2 separate regions of the Homo sapiens genome follow, and region 2 is linked to region 1. The links are chromatin contacts, found by Hi-C or POLR2A ChIA-PET in ENCODE. All regions are on one chromosome and are shown on one strand. The core of a region is the stretch at or near the end of the contact, and the rest is flanking DNA. Distances in the headings are between cores, read along the strand shown.

Evidence for each region. Hi-C counts contacts between places; a loop is a spot of excess contacts on that map. ChIA-PET counts read pairs that join two places held with the same protein, here RNA polymerase II (POLR2A). Pooled maps may share reads with other maps.
Region 2: a loop to region 1 is called in a map of B cell, with 3 times the contacts of the local background. The contact joins two enhancer-like sites. A Hi-C loop is called at or near these places in 5 of 168 maps with a recorded cell type or tissue (B cell, CD4-positive, alpha-beta T cell, dorsolateral prefrontal cortex and 2 more), 3 of 37 single-sample maps with no recorded cell type and 9 of 50 pooled maps. POLR2A ChIA-PET finds 5 or more read pairs at or near these places in 3 of 52 experiments (AG04450, B cell and activated B cell).

The regions. Positions count from the first base shown.
Region 1 is chr7:1,921,219-1,928,255 of GRCh38, forward strand. The region is part of intron 17 of MAD1L1 (mitotic arrest deficient 1 like 1); the gene reads right to left. Among named protein-coding and RNA genes, the nearest start is that of MIR4655, 80 kb to the left of the region's middle. Within about 2 kb of position 4,878, at least 4 of the 41 ENCODE cell types and tissues checked have a DNase peak (open chromatin) inside an H3K27ac peak, as active enhancers do; they include B cell, where a contact is called at or near this core.
Region 2 is chr7:2,096,148-2,102,790 of GRCh38, forward strand. The region is part of intron 11 of MAD1L1 (mitotic arrest deficient 1 like 1); the gene reads right to left. Among named protein-coding and RNA genes, the nearest start is that of SNORA114, 10 kb to the left of the region's middle. RefSeq lists an enhancer at 4,312-4,361. Within about 2 kb of position 3,509, at least 4 of the 41 ENCODE cell types and tissues checked have a DNase peak (open chromatin) inside an H3K27ac peak, as active enhancers do; they include B cell, where a contact is called at or near this core.

The sequences.
Region 1 (7,037 bases), core at 3,628-6,127:
GAAAGCCAAAGATTCTTCCACTAGATTAACCTATAACTTCAGTGTAATTTCAGTAAAAAATAAAACCTTGATACCTTTTTTTTGAATTTGACTAATTCTTTTTTTTTTTTTCTTTTTGGAGACAGGGTCTATCTCTGTTGCCCAGGCTGGAGTGCAATGGTGTGATTTTGGCTTACTGCAACCTCCATCCCCCAGGTTCAGGCGATTCTCCCACCTCAGCATCTATAGTACCTGTAGCTGGGACTACAGACACCCTCCCGCCACGCCTGGCGTTTTGTGTTTTTAGTAGAGACAGGGTTTCACCTTGTTGGCCAGGCTGGTCTTGAACTCCCGACCTCAGGTGATCCACCCGCCTCAGCCTCAGTGCTGGGATTACAGGCATGAGCCACCGCGCCTGGCCGTGACAAAGTAATTCTAAAATTAACTTAGAATAATAAACAGGTAAGAAAACCTTTAAGTCAAAAAAAAGGATAAATGAAATTAAAAAAAACAAAAGATCTGAATACAGACCCGATTTTGCCTAAGTTTTAATAAAGATGAAGGTATAAATCTACGGGGAAGGAAGGATTCTGAGATAAATGGCCCTAGGGCAATTGTTTAGTGATCTGGAAAAAAAATCAATTTAGATCTCGACCTCATACCATACACCAAAATAAGTTTCAAGTAGATTAAATCTTTAAATATAAAAATAAGCTCAAAGAGCCCAGAAGAAAATAGAATTATTTATCAAATCACTAAAGTACTTACTAAGCTTAAAAGCAACGGAATTAACAGATAAGAGAGAACCTGAAGACGAGGGGTTCAGGTTCTGGGAAAGATGAAGAAACCAATCAGCCCTGTCTCTCCCTGAGGCAGCTCTGACGATGGAGGGAGTGCAGCCAGCAGCCGACTACAGACCTGGAGAGCCACAGGCTGCAGGCGGGCTGAGGTCGGAACCCAGAACCACTAGCATCACCAGCCCAGCGGCGAGCGCCCTGCTTCCAGCTGCGAGAGACATGCAGCTGGACCTGGCCGCGCCGCGTCTTTACTGCGCTGCACCCCACGAGCCACGAAGGCAGAGTCTCCATTCACACAGACCTCCCACGCCTCGCCTCAGCAGCTTGCCGTTGTCGGCGTGCTGTGGTGTTAGTGATGCCTGCAGATTTCATCTTCAGAAGAGTGAACAGAAACGGCATGTTTTTAATTTCGGTTTCCACATGTGCACTGCTATTGTGTAATATTTACAGAACTACACAGACACACGGACATATTTCTCATAAAGTGAGCTCAGCAAGGTTGCAGGATACAAGAGCCACACACAGAAATCCCGGGTGAACTCGCTCGACTCGTTTTTATCTTGTGATTTTCGACATAATCACGCCACCTGTGAAGAGGAAAAGGGTCGGTCCTGCCTTTCCAGTCCGTGTGCCTTCGACCTCCTCACCCTGCTGCCCATCTGGGGCTCTGGGACATGGACCAAGGCGGTGAGAGGGAAGGCCTCTGCCTGAGTCGGCGTTTCCCAGTCCCTCACCAGCCAGGTCTGCGGTGAGCTGCACGGTTTCTGCAGATGCTCTTTGGCAAACTTGGGGGTTCTCGGCTTCTCCTGGTTTGCCGAGTTTCCCCATGAACGTGTGTTGGGCCTCGCTGACTGCATTTGTGCATCCGTTGGTTTGGCCATGTAATTTTTCCTTTTGGCGAGCTGACGCGATGGATTGTACCAGCTGACGCTCGACACCAACCCAGCCTTGCACTCTCAGAAAACAGAAAATAGCCCCGCAGTGTTCTTCAGTTTTGCCACTGGTTTTGAAGTTGGGGTAAATGCTTGCTTCACAGAGTGAGTTGGGAAGTGCTCCCTCTTCTGTTTTCTTGGAGAGTTTTGGCAAATTGGTGCTAAGTTTTCTTTAAGTGTTTGGTAGAATTCACCAGAAAACCATCTGGGCCTGGAGATATCCTTTTTTGGAAGCTTTTTGATTGTGGATTCAGTTATTTAATGGTTCTAGGATTAATGAGACGATCTATTTCATACTGGGTGAGTTCTGCAGTCTGTGGTTGAAGCTTGCTGGAGTTTCTGTCACTGGTTGGGTGTTTGCCCTGGTGCTACCCAGTCTGGACTTGGGGACCCCTAAAACCTGGGAGTGAGCACAAGACGCACACAGCTTGTCAAGAGAAGCCTGAGAGGCAGTGTGGGAAATTCTGTCTGTCTCCATCCTCTTCTACCCTGACACCCAGGCAATCCTGCGCTCTTCCGCCCCGGCACCCTGGCACCCCCGCGCTCTTCCGCCCCGGCAGCCGGGCAACCCCGCGCTCTTCCGCCCCGGCACCCGGGCAATCCTGCGGAGGTACAGCCACAGCTGGACAGACGCCTAGAGCCCAAGAGTGGGCCCCTCCCTCCAGACAGGGTGCGTGGGGCATGTCCTGCCCTGTTCCAACGCTGTGGCTGGCGTTGGCCGTGAAGGCGGCTGTGGCCGTGGGACTGACTGCACAGCACAGTGGGCAAGCCTTGCCTGGCTCTGTGGCCAGAAGGCAGTGAAGGGAACCCTGGGTCACCTGGGAAGTGCTGGGTGCTCAGAGTGGCTCTGGAAGGTGCCCTCTAAGCTGGGCATGGGGCTCTGACCCTAATCAGCACCCCACAGGTGTGAGAGTTGGACTCTGAGCTAGACCACACCAGGACCCAGCCAGGACTGTGGAGGACACAAGGTTCAATGGCCTGGGAAACTCGGCAAAGAGCCTGAAATGGAAGTGCCATCAGGAAATGCTGAAACCAACAGAAATTTACATTCTCCAGAGAACTTAAGAAAGACCTAGAATCTCGGGATATTCAAAACATCCAGAATGCAATCTAAAATTAAGCAGCATGAAAAGAACCGGGAAAACAGAAACCTGCCAGGGAAAACACGACCAACAGGCGCCAAGATGACGGAGATGCTGGAATTATCGAGTGAGATTTTAAAGACGCTCCAAGAAGCAAGTGATTGGAAAACACAGACTTAACTTTTCACAGTATCTTAGAGATGATGCCGTGCCACTAAGCTTGGTGTAGAAAGCACATCACCACAGGAGTCCTTCTCGCGGCAGGGTGGCAGGCATTACACCCACACACGCTGGAACCCAGCAGACAATGTGGGCACATGAATTCCTTCCCGTCCTTTAACTTAAAACACCACCACACTTGGAGTGTCTGAAAGCCTCTCTCATCTGCACGGAGGGGAAAGGGGAGATTTCTTTGAGTGACTGCAGGTTGCTCATCAGAAACCACAGAAGCCAGAAGATGGGGAAACAGTGTCGATTTTTAAAGTGCTAGGAGACAAGAACCACTCTCCCAGAACCCCACATCCAGCAATGGTATCCTTCAGTAACGAGGTGGGGTGAGGACACTGCTGGGCAAGCAAACGCTGAGAGAACCTACTCTAAAGAAGCCCCGAAGGAAGTCCTGCCAAACCAGAAATGATCCCAGGGGAACCCAGGAACGCCAGGAAAGAAGGAAGAGGCAAAACCACAAACTACTTTTTGCCTCTTATGTTTTATAAAATAGGCATGACAGTTAAGAGCAAGAATTGTAATATTTCTTGGTGGGGTTTTCCACATATAGAGAGTAAGTACATAGGACTACTACAACATAAAGGGAGGCAGGGAGAAGCCTACGTCGTGGTGAAATCCTGACGTTTCCACCTGAAATGATAAAATATGAATTATAAGTGCACCGTGAAATGTTAAGCTTGCACATTGTAAACCACAGAAAAATCACTTTAAAAGTATACAAATAGATATAATAAAGACATAGATACATCAAAATGGAGTATAAAAAAGGCCAAATAACCTGAAATAGGTAGGAAAGAGAAAACGGGAATAAAAAATGGAGGACAAACAGAAAACTAATCATAAAATGTACCTAAATCCAAATGCATAAAAAATTACATTAACTATAAATGGCCAAAACACATCTATTAATCGGCAGAACACACATACCTATCAGGTGCACATGGGACATTTTGAGGTTATCAAATTATCAGCTACCAAATAAACTTTAAATTGCAAAGAAAGTGAATCGTAGAAAGTGCGTTCCCTCAACATAATGAAATTGAACAGAAATTACCCAGAAAATCAGGGAGAGACACTTTGAAATTAAAAAGCATCCTTCTAAATCTGTATGGATCACAGCAGGCATCCTAGTCTATTGGCGGCGCTATCACAGAATACCTGAGATTAATTTATAACGACCCGAAGTTTATAGGCTCACAGTTCTGGAGGCTGGCAAGTCCGAGATCAAGGCACCAGCTTCTGGCAAGGGCTTTCCTGAGGCGCCATCACATGGTGGACGGCAGGAGGGCAGATACAGAGAGCCAACTAACAGAAGCCCCTTTTACAACAGCACGAATCCACTCACCAAGGTGGAGCCCACGTGACCTCAACGCCTCCCAGGAGGCCCCACCTCCCAACACCATCACTCTGGGATGAAGTTTCCAACACGTGGACTTTGGAGGCCACGTTCAAACTATGGTACATCTTAATGGAAATTTGAAAATGTTTTGAACTGAACACACATAAAAATACAACATTATCAAAATGTGTGAAATGCTGCTAATGCAGCACTCAGATGCAAATTTCTAACACGGAACGCTTACGTTGGAAAGCAGAAAAGATCTCAAATATGCAATCTAATCTTCCACCTGAAGAGGCCAGAAAAAAAGGAGAGCAAACTAAAACTAAAGCAGGCAGAAGGAAGGAAACACAAAACTACAACAGCAAAATATCAATGAAACCAAAAACTAGGTCTCTAAGGAGATCAGTGAAATTTATACATCTCCAGAAAGGCTAACAGACAAAAAAAGAAAAAAGAAAAAAAAAGACATAAACGACCAGTATCAGGAAGGAAGGAGTACCGCTACGAACCCAGCAGGCACGATAAAATCAGCGAGGCAAGAGCACAGACAATTCACTGCTCATACATTTGATCACAGATATAATGAACCAGTTCCTCACAATAAAAAAAACCCCAAAACCTACATTCTACCAACATTCAGCTGAGATGAAAGAACTCACTATTCCTGTAATGATTAGAACCTGCCACAACCACAATCCCTAGGCCCAGATGGTTTCACCAGCAAATTCTACAAAACATTTAAAGAAGTAACACCAATTCTATATAATCTCCTCTAGGACATAAAAGGGGGAATACTTCCAATTCACTTCATTCATTACGTGTATACTACAACCAGACAAGGGCAGTACAAGAAAGCTACAGACCAATATGAACACAGACGTGAAGATTACTGACGATGTCAGCAAGATGAACTCAGCAACATGTAAAAATACTATGCCATAACCAAGGGGGGGGTTTATTCCAGGAATGCAGAGTTGGCTCAACGTTGGAAACTTCCCAAAAAAATCACAATGACACACTGTCAATCACACTAACGGTGTAAGGGAAAAAAAACATACGATCCCATCAATTGATGCAGGAAAAGCATCTGACAGACGCCAACATCCTACATGATAAACACTCTCAGCAAACTAAGAATGGAAAGAGCGTTTTCAGCTTGATAAGGAAAAACCACAAATAAACTGCAGCTAGCAGCACGCCTCATGGAGGAGGATGGACTGCTCTCCCTGCAAGGTGAGGAGAAAGGCCAGGATCTCTGTTGCCCCATCTCCTACTCAGCACCATACTAAGGTCCTAGACAGGGCAACACAGCAAGAAAACAAAATAGAAGACATATGGATCTTAACAAAATAAGCAAAACTGTCCCTATTCACAGGTGCTATGACTGCAAAGGATTAGAAAACAAAATCAAAACAGCAACTAACCCAGATGTAAGAAGTGAGTTCAGCAAGGTCATGGGTTACAAAGCCAGCATAAACATCCGTCATACATCTACACACACGCACTGAACACCTGGGACCCATAAAAACAAGCCTACAAATAATTACATAGCTCCAACACTAACAATAAAACCAACAAAACCATGTGTATTTCTAACAAAAAAGGGGTGGGTGGGTACGGTGAAAACCACAAAATGTGGATGAAAGAAAATAAGAAGAACGTAAATAAATGGAGAGCTACATTGTGTTCATGTATCGGAAGACTCACTGCAACCAAGATGTAGATGCTCCCCAGACTGACTGACAGATGCAGTAATTCCTCTAAAAATCTGAGCAGGCGTTTTGCAGGTAAAGACAAGCTGAATGTAAATCTTGTCCATAAAGTGGGGGATTGTGCTGCTGATTTCGAGACTTACTACGAAGCTACAGTAATCAATACCGTGGGGTGTTATTAACAGCAAAGGAACAGACGCTTAGATCAAGGGAACAGAAGAGAAGGTGTAGAAAGAGACCCCCATAACGCATGGCCAACTGGTTTTGGACAAAGGTGCAAACATAATTCAATGGTGGCAGGACAGTCAGTTCAATAATAATGGCACAATTGGACATCCATATAAAAACAAAAAAGAAAAGTAGCTTGAACTCAAGCTCACACCATGGGCAAAAACTAACTCAAAATGGGTCACAGATTTAAATGTGAACTTAAAACCTTTTAGTAGAAAACAAGAAAAAATATGTTTGGCCTGGAGTTATGCAGAGAGTTTCTGGATCTGACCCCTATAAAAGAAAACCTGATCATCAGCATGCACCCAGATGAAAAGCATTTGCTCCGAGGAACACAGGGTCAGAAAATGAAGAGGCTCGTCACGGGCTGGGAGAAGATATTTATCAGCTATATACTCAACTTGGATTCACCCCAAACTCAATACTAACAATTCAATTAAAAAATAGGCAGCACCAAGCAGCACGTGGGGGGCAGCTACTTCTCCAGACAGTGGAGAGCCACCAGCTCGTGCCCGAGGCCTTGGCTGACGTCACATCACTTCTGTCTCCAGCACTACAGTCGGAGCCCACGACGGAACACCTGCCACACCTGCTGCTGCTCCCCACGACCCGCCGGTCCCTAGAGGAGCCCATGACGGAACTCCCGCCACGCCTGAGACTGTTCCCCACCACCCGCCGGTCCCTAAAGGAGCCCACGACGGAACTCCTGCCACGCCAGACACTGCTCCCCACCA
Region 2 (6,643 bases), core at 2,259-4,758, 170 kb after region 1:
GCTCAGAAGAAAGGTGAATTCCAGATGAGGACAGGGAGGGTCCTGAGGGACCAGCCTCCAGGACACTTGCCAGCCACAAGGTCGTCCTCGTCGGACACAAGGGCTCCCAGGAGGAAAGGGCCCTGTGATCCCAGGGAGAACTCACACAAAGACCCAGTCCTCCGGCGCAAAGAGCTGTGGTGCTGACCCTCTGCGCCTGCACACATCTGGGGGTGGCGGGGCTCATGCCTGCAATCTGGCTCTGGGCACACATGAGCCTGGCCGAACCTCAGTGCGGACTCGGCTTTCACTCTCAAAAGCCAGGTCTCCTCCTACGCTGCTTTTCCACAGAGCTTTGAATTTGTTAGCTGCCTTCATGGGACCAGGGGACTCTTCTATTTTATTCTGTGTGTGCATTGGGCAGGGCGGGGCGGGCACTGAAACAGCTCTCCAAGGGGCATCTGAATTGAAGACTTCGAGGACAGCTTCCCCCGCTACAGCGAGACCCTACAGCTCCTCGGCAGAGGACAGGAGGAACGAGGCCAGACTCAGCCTCAGAGAACCTTCCTGCATGTGTCTCAGGCAAACTCGTCAACTCAGGCCCCTTCACGAGGCCCAGCCACAGACATAAGGGAGGGGGCAGGCTGCAGCTGCCCCACGACCACCACCACCCCGCCCAGCAGAGGCTGGGGGCACAGACCCATGGTACAGCCCGACAGCAGAGGACGCTGGCCCAGGCGTGGGCCCCACCCTCATAGCCGGTGACCCCCGGCCAGCAGGTCTGCCACTGTACCTCCAGGCTGCCACCCACAGGCGGGCACCCTCCAGGACTGCCAGGAATGACAGCGCACCCGGGGACCCTGCCAGGCACAGAAAGCAAGCAGTGGACCACAGTTGACATGGTTATGATAAACGCACCACGGGTATCCCCCACACCAGCTGCAAGGCGGGAGATGTGAAAGGGGAAGGGGGCAGCCTCCAGGCTCCTGGCTCCACCACACCCCATGGCACCCAGGCACAGGCTCACCCTACTCGGCTCCACCACGCCCCACCCCACGGCGCCCAGGCACGCGCTCACCCCTCTTGGCTCTGCCACACCCCACCCCACGGCACCCAAGCACGCGCTCACCCCACTCAGGCCTCAACGTCCTTGTTTCCGGGACACACAAGAGGAGATGACCGCTAAGGCCTCCTCAGCCAAGACCAAGTGGACAGGACTCAAAACCAGCCCAAAATCCAAAGCAGCACAATGCAGGCAGCGAGGACGTGGGGGCCAGAGCCGGGACACCTGGGGAGGGGGTCTCACTCCGCCCAGGCCTCAGACAGGCGACTGCTCCAATTCATCTCAGTCCACACCACTGAGAAAGCAATGGGGCCGAGGAACAATGGGTCCGAGAATGCCAAGGAACCCAAGCTGGGAGCCAGGCAGTGAATGAGAAAGTGCTTCTCACACCTAGAGAAGCTATGAGGGTGAGAACCCAGGCAGCAGGAGGTGCGGACACCCACAGCCACAGCCGGCCATCCACGGGCACCAGGCCTCTGGAGGTGCAGAAGGGCACGCCCCTGGCACAGGGGATGAGGCAAGAGACACACAGCAGCAGCAGGGGCTGCCCGGACCAGCAGGGAGTGGTGCTGAGTGGGGAAGGGAGACAGTGAGGCCTTGAGGCTGCAGAGGCGTCTGGGACCCCTGGGAGCAGCGCCTGCATCGAGACTCAGCCCATTCTGAGGCTCATGCCTGGGCAGTGTTCCTCAGCAAGGGACGAGGGCCGGGAAAGCAGAAGGGGTGCCCCTGCTGTAGGCTTCTGCACTCAGGTCTCCCAGACCAACGGGGAGGGCACGCTCAGCAGCGCGGTGTCGCACTGGATCAAAGTAAGACGGAACTGAGAGGAAGCTTCACCTCCAGCGGGAGGAAGGCAGCGGAATCACTCATGCGGCGGCTCCATGCCACACAGCTCTGTCTTCTCGGGGCACAGAGGACAGATCAGTGAGGACGCCCGCGACTTCAGACTCTGAAGACACACTTGGAATCACCTTGCTTTGGAGGACTCAAAATGACCTTGAGTCTTTGAGGCCCCAGGACTGGGGCTGACTGCACAGCGCCGTCCTCTGCCAAAGCCCCGTAGCACCAGAGCGCCAGTCACACACCAGGCCTCTGCGCAGAAGGCGCATGGCAAACACCCTCCGTCCACAGATGAGGCCTGCGCAGCACACGCCACGGGGACCCAGGTGCTCAGTCCAGACAGGAACAAGAGACCTCGGGCCCTAAACCCTGTGACAACCAGACACAAAGTGGGCAAGAGTCCCTCCCACTCACCGCAGAGATCCAAATAGCCAGGGTCCCTCTCCCCTGCTGCCTGGGGTCCCACCAACCATGCCGTACGCAGCAGCAGTCACCCAAGCCATCATGTGTATGGTCTCTTGCCTGGTTAACAAGTCAGGAAGGCTACGCTAAGGACGGCCCCCTCAAACAAATGGGCAGGGAGCACAGCACGGCAGACACGTCCATCCAGCACAGCCCTGGTCACGGAGGACACGGCACATGCAAGAGCCGCCTGCTGCCACTGCTCCAGGAGGCCCAAGGGAGCGCACTACCACACCCGATAGCTGCCCGGCATGAGCCAGAGGCAATGAAGATCTACACACCACAGGGCTCACACCACACGCCAGGCATCACGCACCAAGGCCCGGCGTCCCCAGAGGTGGGCCCAAGGGGAAATGGAGGAACAGAAGGAAAGCCCCTGGAGGGCCAAATAAAGGGGTCAGAAAAGACGCTACTCGAACTGGACCTCAAAGGCTGAGCTGGAATTTGCTAAGCCAAGAGGGCAGGTGGGAATTCTTATAGAGGAAACAACAGGAAGGTGCCGGAATGTCTGGGGATGGAGGGCACCCTGGCATGGACACGGAGGCCTCCTGACACGATGGGTGGCAAGGGTGACAGAAACACAAGTGACCCCAGTGCACGTGGCTGAAGAGGGTGAGCTTCACTGAGGCTCCTAAGCGCAGTGGTAGCACAGCCTCCCATGGTCCAGGAAGGAGCATCCCCCAACGCACCGCTAACACTGGTGACCAGACTCCACCCCGACCGCCAGGTCAACATGCAGCAGCCACAGCCTGTCTCACCTGGACCCACAGCCCCGCCTGCCCTGTGCACTCCGGCGCCCGGCCCACTGTGGAGGGTGCAGGTCAGGTGCTCGCTCTGTTCCTCAACAGGAGTTGTTTCCCGCAGCCCCTGCCGCCTTGGCTTCGTTAGCATTCAACAGCAATTTATTCCTCTCTCGCTGCCTTCTTTTGTGCAGCAGAGATAAGTAATGTTTCTAATCTGTGCTATCTCCCAGCTGCAAATGTTCAAGCACTTTTTTCTTTTTATTTAAAAAAATGAAATCTCATTTTAGATTTGCAAAAGAGACAGCTAGCAATCTTTACTGTACTAACAACCCGCCACCCAGAGGCCAGGCGGGAGCGTGGACGGAAGTGAGCGCATCGGGCTGGGAGACAGCCGAATCTCAGAAGTCAGCACTGGGAGATTCATTTCTCTTCTCTTCAAAAAACCCATTAGACGTGGTTCAGAAGAGGTACTCCTACCCGAGACCCAGGAAGCACCCGGGCCGTGGCTTCCTGTGAACAGTCCTCAGGCGTGAGCTCTCAACCCTGCAGGGAGGAGCCCCTGGTAGGCCATTCTGGCCATGAAACTATCCCCAGTGGGACTGGCTGCCGACTGTGAGGAGTCACCTCCCACCAGCCCAGCCCTCGATGCCCCAGGCATGACTCAGAAGAACCAGCACCAATGCTCTTGGTGTCATCTGGGCTAACCTAGCACATGGATTTTCAAACTTCTCACAGCTCAAGCCAAGGGGCTGGCTGTGAGCTCCTTACAGGTAGAGGTCATTCCTTACACTTCGCCCCCAGCCACACAAAGCCCAAAACCGTCTCAGGGACATGGGCATTTAATAACTACCTGTTGATGGATAAGGACATAGGTGAGAAGCAAATCCCAGGCAACCATTGAGGTTTGAGAGACAGGTGCACACTGCTTTACGACGGCCAGCGCAGTCAGCTGCAAGTACTTTCTGTTCCAGACCAGCAGGGAAAATGAGGAGGAAAAGGTCTCAAAGCCCAGCCTGTTTCTGAGCAGAGCTAGGAATCCCAGCTGACTAGATCTCCGCGTTCTCCTTTACTCTTGAAACTCTATGGCAGAAAGCACGGCCTTTTGACCTTGAGCCTTCTGACAGATAGTAAGAAGCATGCCACAGCCAGGCGCTTCTGAGCGTGAAGCACCTGCTTCCTGGAGGGGGTGCCACACTCCAGACATTACAATGCTGGTGCCTTGCTCTGTGGTACTGCCGCTTTGCTTCTGCTTTACCCTACCCACCTGCCCACCCGGCGCGTCTGCCTCGTCCTGGCAGGACAAGCCCTGAGCGGGCCCTGCACCATCTGCAGGCCTCCTGACACCTGAGAGCAGAGATGCTGTCCGTGTCCTGGGCCCTGGCTGCAAACCGGAAGGCGTCCTTGGAAACGGCCGCACTGGGCCAGCACACAGCAAGCAGGGAGAGTGGGAGCCGCGTCCACCCAAGCCCCAGGTCCTGGCCGCAAATCATCACTTCATCTTGGCAGCTCATTCTGTTTTTATCATCAGTTTTAAATAATTAAGCTGGCCCTGAAGGGGGTTGGAGGGTGGGAGGGGAACAGCTCGTTGCCCAAGGCCAAGCCCCAGCGACTGGAGGCGCGGCTCCAGCATGACTCCTGTCGGGAGGGGCGCAGGGGCCTCCAGTGCCCCCCACCTCCACTCTGCAGACACGCCTGACAACTTGACGTTGGTGTTAAAGTCGTATCATTTCTGTAACAGTGCAGTTATTAACGAAGCCTCATTTGCACGTGTCAGGGGAAGAGAAAAATCACCTAATTAACCACTTTCCCCATCAGCAAGAGGATGGGGGGAGTGCTGCCAATTTGTTTTCAACGGCTTCCTTCCCACCCTCAGAAACTTGCTCCCCTTCAATGGGAAAAAACTCATAATCCTTTGTCACAAGGGACTGGAAAAACCCTAGTTTCCACTGTGGGAACATTCATACACCAAAGAGGATGCGGGCTTTTGTGCTATGGGGTCTGCCCTGGGGGGAAGGGCCACAGCCACTGTGCCTGGCGCGAGACTGGGGCTCCACTCCTAAAGGGTCTCCATTCAGGTGGGTGGCATGAGACTGGGGCTCCACTCCTAAAGGGTCTCCATCCAGGTGGGTGGCATGAGACTGGGGCTCCACTCCTAAAGGGTCTCCATCCAGGTGGGTGGCATGAGACTGGGGCTCCACTCCTAAAGGGTCTCCATCCAGGTGGGTGGCATGAGACTGGGGCTCCACTCCTAAAGGGTCTCCATCCAGGTGGGTGGCATGAGACTGGGGCTCCACTCCTAAAGGGTCTCCATCCAGGTGGGTGGCAGGAGACTGGGGCTCCACTCCTAAAGGGTCTCCATCCGGGTGCCTGGCGTGAGACTGGGGCTCCATTCCTAAAGGGCCTCCATCCAGGAGGCTGTGCACCTGGACCCTGAGAGCCAGTAAAGAACAAAGACGCTTCTTCCCTCAACTTACCAAAGTGAGCAGCCTCTATGCTGCCACCCACCAGACTACCGGCTCCATGCTCACCAAAGTGAACAGCTTCTATGCTGCTCACCCACTAGACTGTTGGCTCCGTGCACACAGGGCCACAGCTGTCTCAGTCACCATCACAGCCCAAGCTGGCCCACGCCTGACACATGCTGGATAAACACATACCAGGCAGGAGAAGGAGGAGTGCAGTCCAGTGCACACAGGGGGCTCTGCAGCTGGGAAGACCCTGACTGGAGGTCTGAATCTGCCATGGGTGGGAGTGGGCAGATCACACAGCCTCGCTGACCTTGGACCCTCCTGTCTGACTCAGGACTGAGTCTCCCCAGCAGAAGAGGCTGAGAGCACAGGATAAGGTGAAAACGCAGGCTAGGTCCTGGCACCAGTCACAGGGCAGACTCTCAACAGATGCCAAGTCCTGCCACTGCACCCACCATCATCACCAACACTGCCACTGTCACCACAACCACCATCACCACCGTCACCGTCACCACCGCCACCGTCGCCACCGCCACCACCACCACCGCCACTGTCACCATCACCACCATCACTATCACCACCACCACCGCCACTGTCACCATCACCACCGTCACCATCACCGCCGTCACCATCACCATCACCACCGCCACCATCACCACCGTCACTATCACCACCGTCACCATCACCACCACCATCACTAGCACTCTCACCATGTCACCATCACCACTGTCACCCTCACCACCACTGCTACTGTCACCACTCACCACCACTGCTACTGTCACCACTCACCACTGTCACCAATAACCACCATCACCACCATTCTCACGTCACCATCACCACCACCGTCACCATCACAACTGTCACCATCACTCTCACCACATCCCCATCACCACTGTCACCATCGGTGACACCACGGTCTCCACCACCCTCGCACCATCATCGCCACTGTCACTATCTCCACTGTCACCAGCACTCTCAGGACCACTCTCCACACCATCACCACCGTCACCAGCACTCTCACCACGTCCCCACCATCACCACTGTCACCATCAGTGACACCACGGTCACCGCCACCCTCGCACCATCATGGC